2 separate regions of the Homo sapiens genome follow, and region 1 is linked to region 2. Evidence: read pairs that join two places in POLR2A ChIA-PET (ENCODE). Cell type or tissue: MCF 10A. All regions are shown on one strand. Each heading gives the region's core, and the rest is flanking DNA. Links, peaks and the distances in the headings are about the cores only. Region 1 has its middle 11 kb from the start of RPL15. Region 2 overlaps UBE2E1 (ubiquitin conjugating enzyme E2 E1).

What was found. ChIA-PET counts read pairs that join two places held together with the same protein. Peaks named below come from ENCODE experiments on the same cell type or tissue, not always from the same donor. Only the 100,000 strongest peaks of a DNase experiment are listed, where the experiment ranks them.
Region 1: POLR2A ChIA-PET joins it to region 2 with 6 read pairs; 24 of 35 experiments call an interaction of 5 or more read pairs at or near these places.

Annotation. Positions count from the first base shown.
Region 1 is chr3:23,926,280-23,930,674 of GRCh38, reverse strand. It overlaps a transcript of NKIRAS1 not described here. Among named protein-coding and RNA genes, the nearest start is that of RPL15, 11 kb to the right of the region's middle. In MCF 10A, for the core only: no CTCF peak of the experiment used is centred there; a DNase peak (open chromatin) is centred at 1,924.
Region 2 is chr3:23,808,299-23,812,693 of GRCh38, reverse strand. UBE2E1 (ubiquitin conjugating enzyme E2 E1) reads right to left here. Exons shown (of 6, transcript NM_003341.5): 3 at 1,184-1,234. Among named protein-coding and RNA genes, the nearest start is that of UBE2E1-AS1, 3.6 kb to the right of the region's middle. RefSeq lists a silencer at 1,782-2,101 and an enhancer at 2,572-2,631. In MCF 10A, for the core only: no CTCF peak of the experiment used is centred there; no DNase peak of the experiment used is centred there.

The sequences.
Region 1 (4,395 bases), core at 204-4,203, 120 kb before region 2:
TATTACAATTTGGGCATTTTATTGACTCTTATGATCATTATAATTATGAAATTATATATATAGATTAGTTATTGTCTGTAAATTTAATTTCATAATAGTAAAGAGGGCATTGTAAATTCCTATTATAAAAAGGGAATGGTGGGTCCTTTCAACCCCAAAATAAGATTGAAAACTGTTTGTATAGTGTAGATTTTTTGTCCTTTTTTTTGGCGGCTTATTTATCTTTTATTCTGAGGTTCAAAATCAATGGAGGGTTTCAAGCAAAACACTGCCATGATGTAACTAGCTTCAGACACATCATCCTTGCTGCATTTGGGAGAACGAATTGCAGGGAATCCAACCCAAAGTGCTGGGCTTAGCAGGACCCTCCCCCTGCACTGCTTATTCCACTACATCTTTATCCCTTTAGCCCGCCATGGCTGTCAGGGTGTTGCTCAGCCTCTCACGCACTCAGCCACCCCTTCTAGAATCAGCAAATACCCCCCAGGATGAAGCAGCTCTCAATGTGACACTCTCTCTGGATTCCCCATGTTCTTCCAGATCTGGGTTCTGTAATTCTTCATTGCTTATTAGCTCTCCAATGCCTTTAAGTAGACTCAATATATATGACATATTCTATGTACTTATAATTTGACCTGCCTTTCTAGTTGTCCCTGGAGTGTTTGTCCAGATTATCCATTCCACCAATTACTTATTCCATCATTATGAAAACTAGAAATTCTATCATTTTTTCCAATTAAAAAAAACAAAGACTGGAAGAAAATAAACCAAAATGATAACATGGTTCTCTCTGAGTAATGGGATTCAGGTAATTTTTTATTGTCTAGATTTTCCAAATTTCCTGTAATTCAAAAATAAAATATCTCTTATGTGCTAGTATTATGTTAAAGAAGTCTGGGCATCCCACAAATTTTAAGTACATTGAAACATAGAGGTTGGGTGCAGGGGCTCATGTCTGTAATCCCAGCACTTTGAGAGGCTGAGGCAGGAGGATCACTTGAGTCCAGGAGTTTGATAACAGCCTGGGCAACATGGGGAGACCCTTTCTCTACAAAAACAAAAACAACAACAACAAAAAAAATTAGCCTGGTCTGGTGGCACATAACTCTAGTCCCTACTACTCAGGAGGCTGAGGTGGGAGGATCGCTTGAGCCGGAGACGCAGAGGTTGCAGTGAGCTAAGATCACGCCACTGCTCTCCAGCCTGGGTGACAGAGCGAGACCCTGTCTCAAAAATAAATAAATAAATAAACAAATTTTTTCAGGTAGTCCAAAACATGGTTTTTATTTTTATTTTATTTATTTATTTTTTGAGATGGAATCTTGCTCTGTGGCCCAAGCTGGAATGCAGTGGTGTAATCTCGGCTCACTGCAACCTCTGCCTCCTGGGTTCAAGCCATTCTCCTACGTCGGCCTCCAGAGTAGCTGGGATTACAGGCGCCTGCCACCATGCCCTGCTAATTTTTTTGTACTTTTAGTAGAGACGAGGTTTTACCACGTTGACCGGGCTGGTCTCGAACTCCTGACCTCAAGTGGTCTGCCCCTCTCAGCCTCCCAAAGTGCTGGGATTACAGGCATGAGCCACCACGCCTGGCACAAAACATGGTTTTTACAGTTAATTTTAATTTTTGTTTTAAATATATTTTCTTTTCTTTTCTTTTCTTTTTTTTTTTTTTAAAGAGATGGAGTCTCGCTCTGTCGCCCAGGCTGGAGCGCAGTGGCACGATCTCGGTTCACTGCAACCTCTGCCTCCTGGGTTCTAGCAATTCTCCTGCTTCAGCCTACCAAGTGGCTGGGACTACAGGCTCAGCGCACACCGCCACACCTGGCTAATTTTTTGTATTTTATTAGAAACGGGGCTTCACCGTGTTGCCTAGGCAGGTCTTGTACTCCTGAGCTCAGGCAATCCACCCTTCTCGGCCTCCCAAAGTGCTAGGATTACAGGTGTGAGTCACAGCGCCCGGCCTTTTTTTTTTTTTTTTTTTTAAGCCTAAATCATACTTTGAGGCTTCTGTTTTTTTGGTCTGACTTCCTCATGCCCTTGTCGGTTTCTCCTAAAAGCACTTCAGTAATGAAAAACTAGCAAACAAATCTTGACTTGGAGTCAGCTTCCACATATGGCATTATCTGAAATTACAGTGTTTCTAGGAAAAAAATTAGTATGAACATTTTTTTCAAGATGCAACAGGATCTTTATTTTTCTGTACAAGCCAAACATGACACATATCAGAATTAAGAATGTAAATTACATTTTATATATTTAGAAACTTAATGTCAGTTCACCAAAGAGTTATGGGGGATTGGAGAGTTACTAAGCACTAATGGTATTCAAATGATAACATTTATTTATTTATTTATTTATTTATTTATTTATTTATTTATTTTTGAGACAGAGTCTTGCTCTGTTGCCCAGGCTGGAGTGCAGTGGTGCAATCTTGCCTCACTGCAACCTCTGCCTCCTGGGTTCTCCTGCCTCAGCCTCTTGAGTAGCTGAGACTACAGGTGTGGGCTACCATTCCTGGCTCAGATGAACTGTGTGTGTGTGTATGTGTGTGTGTGTGTGTGTGTGTGTGTGGTGTGTAGAGAGAGAGAGGAGAGAGAGTGTGTCTTGTTTTGTTACCTAGGCTGGAGTGCAGTGGCACCAACATGGCTCACTGTAGCTTCGACTTCCCAGGCTCAAGCAATTCTTCCACCTCAGCCTCCTGCATATCTGGTACTACTGGCATGCACCACCAGACCAGGCTAATTGTTTAATCTTTTGTAGAGACAGGATCTCACCATGTTGCCCAGGCTGGTCTGGAACTCCTGGGCTCAAGCAGTCCTCCCACTTTGGCCTCCCAAATTTCTAGGATTACAGGTATGAGCCACCATGCCCAGCCTTGGATGATCATTTTTTGAATCTTTCTTTTTGATAAGCAAAACATCCTAGCTTAGTTAATAATCAACCTCGGGAAGCTAAATAGTATGTTTACACTCTCATAGAAACAAGTTTCGTGATTTGATGACTGATAATTACATCATCCATCAGTTAATGTCTCTAACTAACTAGGACTGCCAAATAATGAACTTCTCTCCAAATGACAATGAGAATTGCCAATAAATGAGTTCAGATGTTCACAGCATGCCAATTAAATCAAATGCTTTCATCAGTTTTGGAGGAGTGAGTTGCCGTTTGCCAGGATTTCAGAGTGAGCTGAAGTGTGCATTCCAGCTACAGCATTTCGTTAAGTTTGAATGCTTTGATTATGAGGTTTAATGTCACAAGCCAACTATAGCACCTTCGCAGTAGGTTTTTTTTTCTTTCCTCAACTAAGAAATATAGAGATGGGGGCCTCACTATGTTGACTGGACTGGTCTCGAACTCCTGGCCTCAAGGGATCCTCCCACCTTGGCCTCCCAAAGTGCTGGGATTACAGACGTGAGCCACTGCACTCAGCCTTGCAGCAGATTCTTCTTTTTCTAAAGAAAACTTGAGCAGCATTTTATACTAAAAGGCTTTATTTTCAGTTTATTTTTCTTATATAAAAATAGGTTGAAAACTATATGTATAGTGATGATGTTCACTGCATCATTAATAAGAATAACTAAAATCGATGGAGAAGCTAAATGTCTAGTCAGCCTTCCCAAGGCTGAACTGGAATGATGTTGGGGCTGTGGAGAGTGTTGCTTGGTTAAAAACTGCGACATGGATTTCATCCTGTTTGGGGCAGCTGATGGTCAAAGTGTAGCTTGTTGGTGCATGTCACCCCCTATTGGTATTTCAGGCCAGCTTGATCCTTCTAGGACAAATCCAAAGAATTGTTTCTTCTCTGAATGATGAATATTTATAAAACTGATTTCAAAGGTCCAACAGTTTGGCAAAAGATGCAGCCAAATTGCAGCAAATGGAAAACTAAAGGTCTTTTTCGACCAAAACCTTTTTTCTTAGAAAAGGTGTTGTAGCAGTTCATTCTTCTACAGTTTGTACCATTGGGATAAAACTCTTATCAAAAACTTCTAAAAACCTAAAATCGCCCTGACAAAGGAAGTGGTAATTATACAATTAAAATATCTATAGCAACAAATACTATTCTCATATGAAATCTATACATCAAACTTTTTACGGTAAAACTAGACTTCATATGCCTCATCTTCATCTACTAGAGAATGACACAAAAAAAAAGAAGAGGAAGAAGAGGAAGAGGAAAGAGAAGGAGAGAAAGAGGAAGAAGAGAAAAAAGAGAGAAGAGGAGGACGAGGAGCAAGAGGAGGAGGAGGAAGGAGGAGGAGGAAGAAGAAAGAAGAAGAAATAAAGAAGAATTTCAAGGGTCTAAGTCAGTACTATGGCCGGGCGCCATGGCTCATACCTATAATCCCAGCACTTTGGGAGTCCAAGGCAGGTGGATCACCTAAGGTC
Region 2 (4,395 bases), core at 110-4,109:
AGCCAGGAAAGAATTCCCCAGAATGATTAAGTGTTCCAATTATAAACTATAGTTTAAGAGCATTTCAAACTCAAAATGACTTTCCTTACAAAACAGGACAAAGTTTCACGGAAGAGCATCCCACACCTAATCAACATTAAGAATGAATGTAACCAAAACGGCAATAGTTTTGTATTTAATCCACTAATTAGTTTCCAAAGTTCACTGTTACTAAACAAAATACTTCATTTAGCTTTTCAACCTATTCCCACACACTCATCTTAAAAATTGTGTATAGCCGCTGAATACTTTGTCAGTAACTTCTACTCCTACCAATAAGTTTAGAGTATTTCTGAAATCTCACATCCCTTTCCAACGCCGATCTTGAGAACTAGGTTAAATGTTATACTTAATTTTTAAAGTATGGGAGTTACAGGACCTCCCTTAAATAAATGGTTCTATTCTAATACATAGTTGTAAGTTACCCTCACTTCATTGTTGATCTAGTAAAGTCATCAAGTCTTCCACCTTGACTCAACAGTAGCAAAATGGCTTCTCTAAATAAAGCTGTGATCAACAAACCCTTAGAAAGCTGGTTTCAATTTGTTTTGAAACTGAAACACACATATGTATACAGTCTGAATAAAGCAAGTGAAAAAAACACCCCATGAAAGTTTAACTCTACAATTTAAAAGAAAACCTTTATCAAAGCCAGAAATTGTTTCCTGAATTGCTCTGCCAAAAGTCTAATAAAAAATCTATATGCTATGGAGTAAGTTTGAAGATCCAGTGTTTAACTCTAATGTTCTCTTAGCTTAGCAGAGATTGAATAAGAGATTACTGTAGCAAAGCAGTTTTCCAAACCAAAATGTCCTTCGCATCTGAAAGGTTTTACATCATCTTTAATGGCATATCAAAGACCCATGATTAGGCAAGGAGACACCTTTAAATTTACTTTAGTTTTGTTTCATATATGTAAAAATCCACTCCAAATAAATCCATTACTTCTTCTCAACAGTACTGAGCTTGTCAGAGGCTCATCAAAACATTATACTCAGGTTAATAAATTTCAGCTGTTACGTGATGTTAGTGCCATAACAAGCATTAGCCAAAGAATCAAAGAAAAAGTATATAATAAAAAGAAAAACCCAAGACAAAGGTTAGAAGAATTTTAAAAATGGAAAAAATCCGAAAAGCAACTCACCTGCAATTAGGTGGAGGGTCTAAAGTGATGTCCGCCAGCTCCTTCTGAATTCTGGAGTGGGAGAAATGGGAAAGACAAACACAAGAAGCATTAAGGCGCGGAAGCCTCCCACCTGTAGCGTGCAGGTCTGCAGATAAACCTAAGCGCGATCACTGGATTCTACTGGGCAAAGAGGAACTACACATCAAGAACTTCAGGTCCCTAGTTTAGGAAAAAAACTTTTCACGGAGGAAGTGAGGCAGCCTGGAATCTCCTGTTCTCATCTGCAAAGTTTGGCTTCCAACCTTGCCTCGCACACCAGGGCAGTTCTATTCCTCGGTGTTTTCCATGTAGGACCTAATTTTAAAGTTTCTCACTTGCCGACCGGTTTCCTCAGTCCCTCCCCTGCACCTCTCCCCAGCACGGAGAGATCACAGCCATCGGTGCGTGGGAAGGACGCCAGCCTCCAGCCTCCCTTGCCCCTTTCACCCCTCAGATGCCCCCATGCCCACCCCGGCAGGGCGCCCCCGACAGGCCGAAGGTCCGAGGCCTCGCTCAACACCCGACCCGCCCGGAGTCCTCAGTGACGAAGCCAACATGGCCGCTCCCCACGAGGCCCCTCGGGCCCGAGTGACCTGCCAGCCGTGGCGGGGTGCCCGGGAGGCCCAGACCGCAGGTCGCTCCCCAGCGGTGGGCTGCCACCGCCCGGCCACGCCGCCCCCACCCCGCGCGCGCCCCCGACGGCTCGCGCCGCGCCGGTGAAGTTGCGGGCGGGGGAGGGGAACAGGGTGCCCGCACGGGGGCTGCTCCGCGCCGCCCCAGCTCTCCTCTCCCGGCGCCCAGAACCTTGGCCCGAGACCGCGCGCGAAAGCAGGGCGCGAACACCCCCGCCCGCCACTCGGGCACCACAGACCCCAAGTGGCCGGCCCGCGGCCGCACAGGTGCACCGGACCCTGCCTCCGCCCCGCACGCTGGCCGGGACTCTCGGCCCACCTCCCCGGACCTGCTTTTCCCCGGGCGTCCTCTAACTTCCCGGGGTCTGCCCACTTCCTTCATGGTCCGCTCTCTAGCTCACACTGGGGATAGACTGGAGACCTGCAGTTTTCTCCCTCCGCACCAACCCTCGACTTCACAAAGGGCCCCATCCCCCACTCATAGGCCGAAGCCACCAGGCAGTTCACACCAAGCCCTGGCCTTTGTCTTTTGCTTACCTAGGCACTTAGAGCATCAATTAATACGACAGTTTAGGGCCTCTAAGCTTCTTCCACCTTCTAAACGGTGCCTAATTTTATAACCTTTCCTCCTCCTATCATATAAAGCCCAATGGGGCTATGTTACAACTTAAAAATCTCACCGAGGCAGCACTGTAGTTAAAAAAATTTTAAACACACACACAGAGCAATCTAATTCACAAAGGATACGTTTTCCTTTCCAAAGGTTTTCTGCGGGTAGGAGGACGGACGAGCTATATGTAATGAGGAACAGGTTTTAAGGACGACGACTGGGGGAGGTTCTATAAACCTTCCTACTGGAGGACATTTCCTGTCCCTACGTATCTGTCAACTTTAGAAAGGGGTTTGTTCACAATCTCAATTGACACGTATTTGTGTCCTGCTAAATTCTACTATCAAAAAGCGTTTCATTTCTGAGACATTCATACTCCCGCTGTTTGACTCATGACTGTACATTAGACTCAAAGTTTGGAAAATTGGTTTCCTGATTCTTTACCTGAATCTTTTCAAATAACTGTATTTTAAGACCTACACACGTAGGCAAAAATTTCCTCCCCGGAGCACAACGCATATAAAAATACATATTGACTTCAGTCCTCCTTGCCAACCCAACTCCCACTATAAAATAGTCACAAAAAAAGGTAGTTGTTTCTTTAATACCTAAGAAGCGTTAATACCAAAAAGCTTTATCAACTTCATCTTGACAGACAGCATTTGCATTTCCAAAAAACTGGCAAGAGATTTGCAGGAGTAACTCATACCTATTTCCAGAGAGTCATTCTTGTTCAGACCACTTGCAATGGGGGCTTTCCTCTACCCACGGTTTAGAAACCACTTTCCAACATGCAGTTAGCAGCCTGTTAGTCTGCCAATTCAGGCTTCTTTTTCACTCCTACTCCTGGTGAATGTGCCCCTTCCAATTCTATGGGCAACACCTACCTTCCAAATCAATATACTTCACAGAACAGCCTCTATAGGGTCCCACTAACATCAATTTTCCCCATTCTCTTTCCTGGATACACTGTCCCTCTCCATTTTTTTACCTTTTTCTATTAACTTTAGGTCTGCTTTAACACTAATAGCTACTCTTTCAGCAAGATTATCAAGGAGCTAAATTCATTGCAAAAACAAAACAAAAGCCCTGATGTTAATTTATAGGTAAAATTACTATTTGTAGCTTCCCACCTTTCATTTTTCTACACCTATCATCTCTTTTCCAGAACTTCCAAATAAATTCTTAACTTGTTTAAAATAAACAAAGTATGTCTAGTGAAAAAAATCCCCCTCTCTGTAATTCACTCACAACAAAAGCAGAGTATTTTCTATTTGATACCTGTGTCTTTACCCCCAAATATATTCATGTACACCAGGGATATCTAGCAAAATATAAAAATGCAAATTACCAAAAGCAAGTATCCTGGCTTGAGCACGTGAGGCCAAAACGTGAATGAGGATCAGAGAGCCTAGAGGATTGAGGTGGGGCGCAGTATTAAGGAAGGGCCCGTCCCAAGTGGGCAGAGTAGATGTCAGGTTCCAGGAAAACCGCACAGGGCTAATCAGTGAGGGTCAGTCAGGCCTCCTGAGAAGCTGTACAATCAAACCAAACCTATAAAAATGAGAACAATCTTGCAGAGGCACCTTGCCACTTAAGACCTCCACACTATTTTTTAAAAGTCACTCCTTCATCAGCCCATGGTTAGGTCACCAAAACACTGCCAAGTTTTCAAATTACAAGTCAGGGAGAATGACAGAACAAACTCTCAAACCCTGACTTCCAGGCTCACTACTCAGTGGAGAGATCTAAAGTCTCATGTTCTACTTTATTTTAAAAATTTTTAAGAAGGGTATCCCTATCCCATCATTTGGAGTTCTTACTATCTTCCTGGTTTGCCACCTTTTTAACAACTGCCTAACTCTGAGAGCAGAAGGATTTATGAAAGGGTGTCTCAGAGCTCCTAGGAATCCACTAAAGATGATTTTGAGGGTCATGGCGATCAGAGG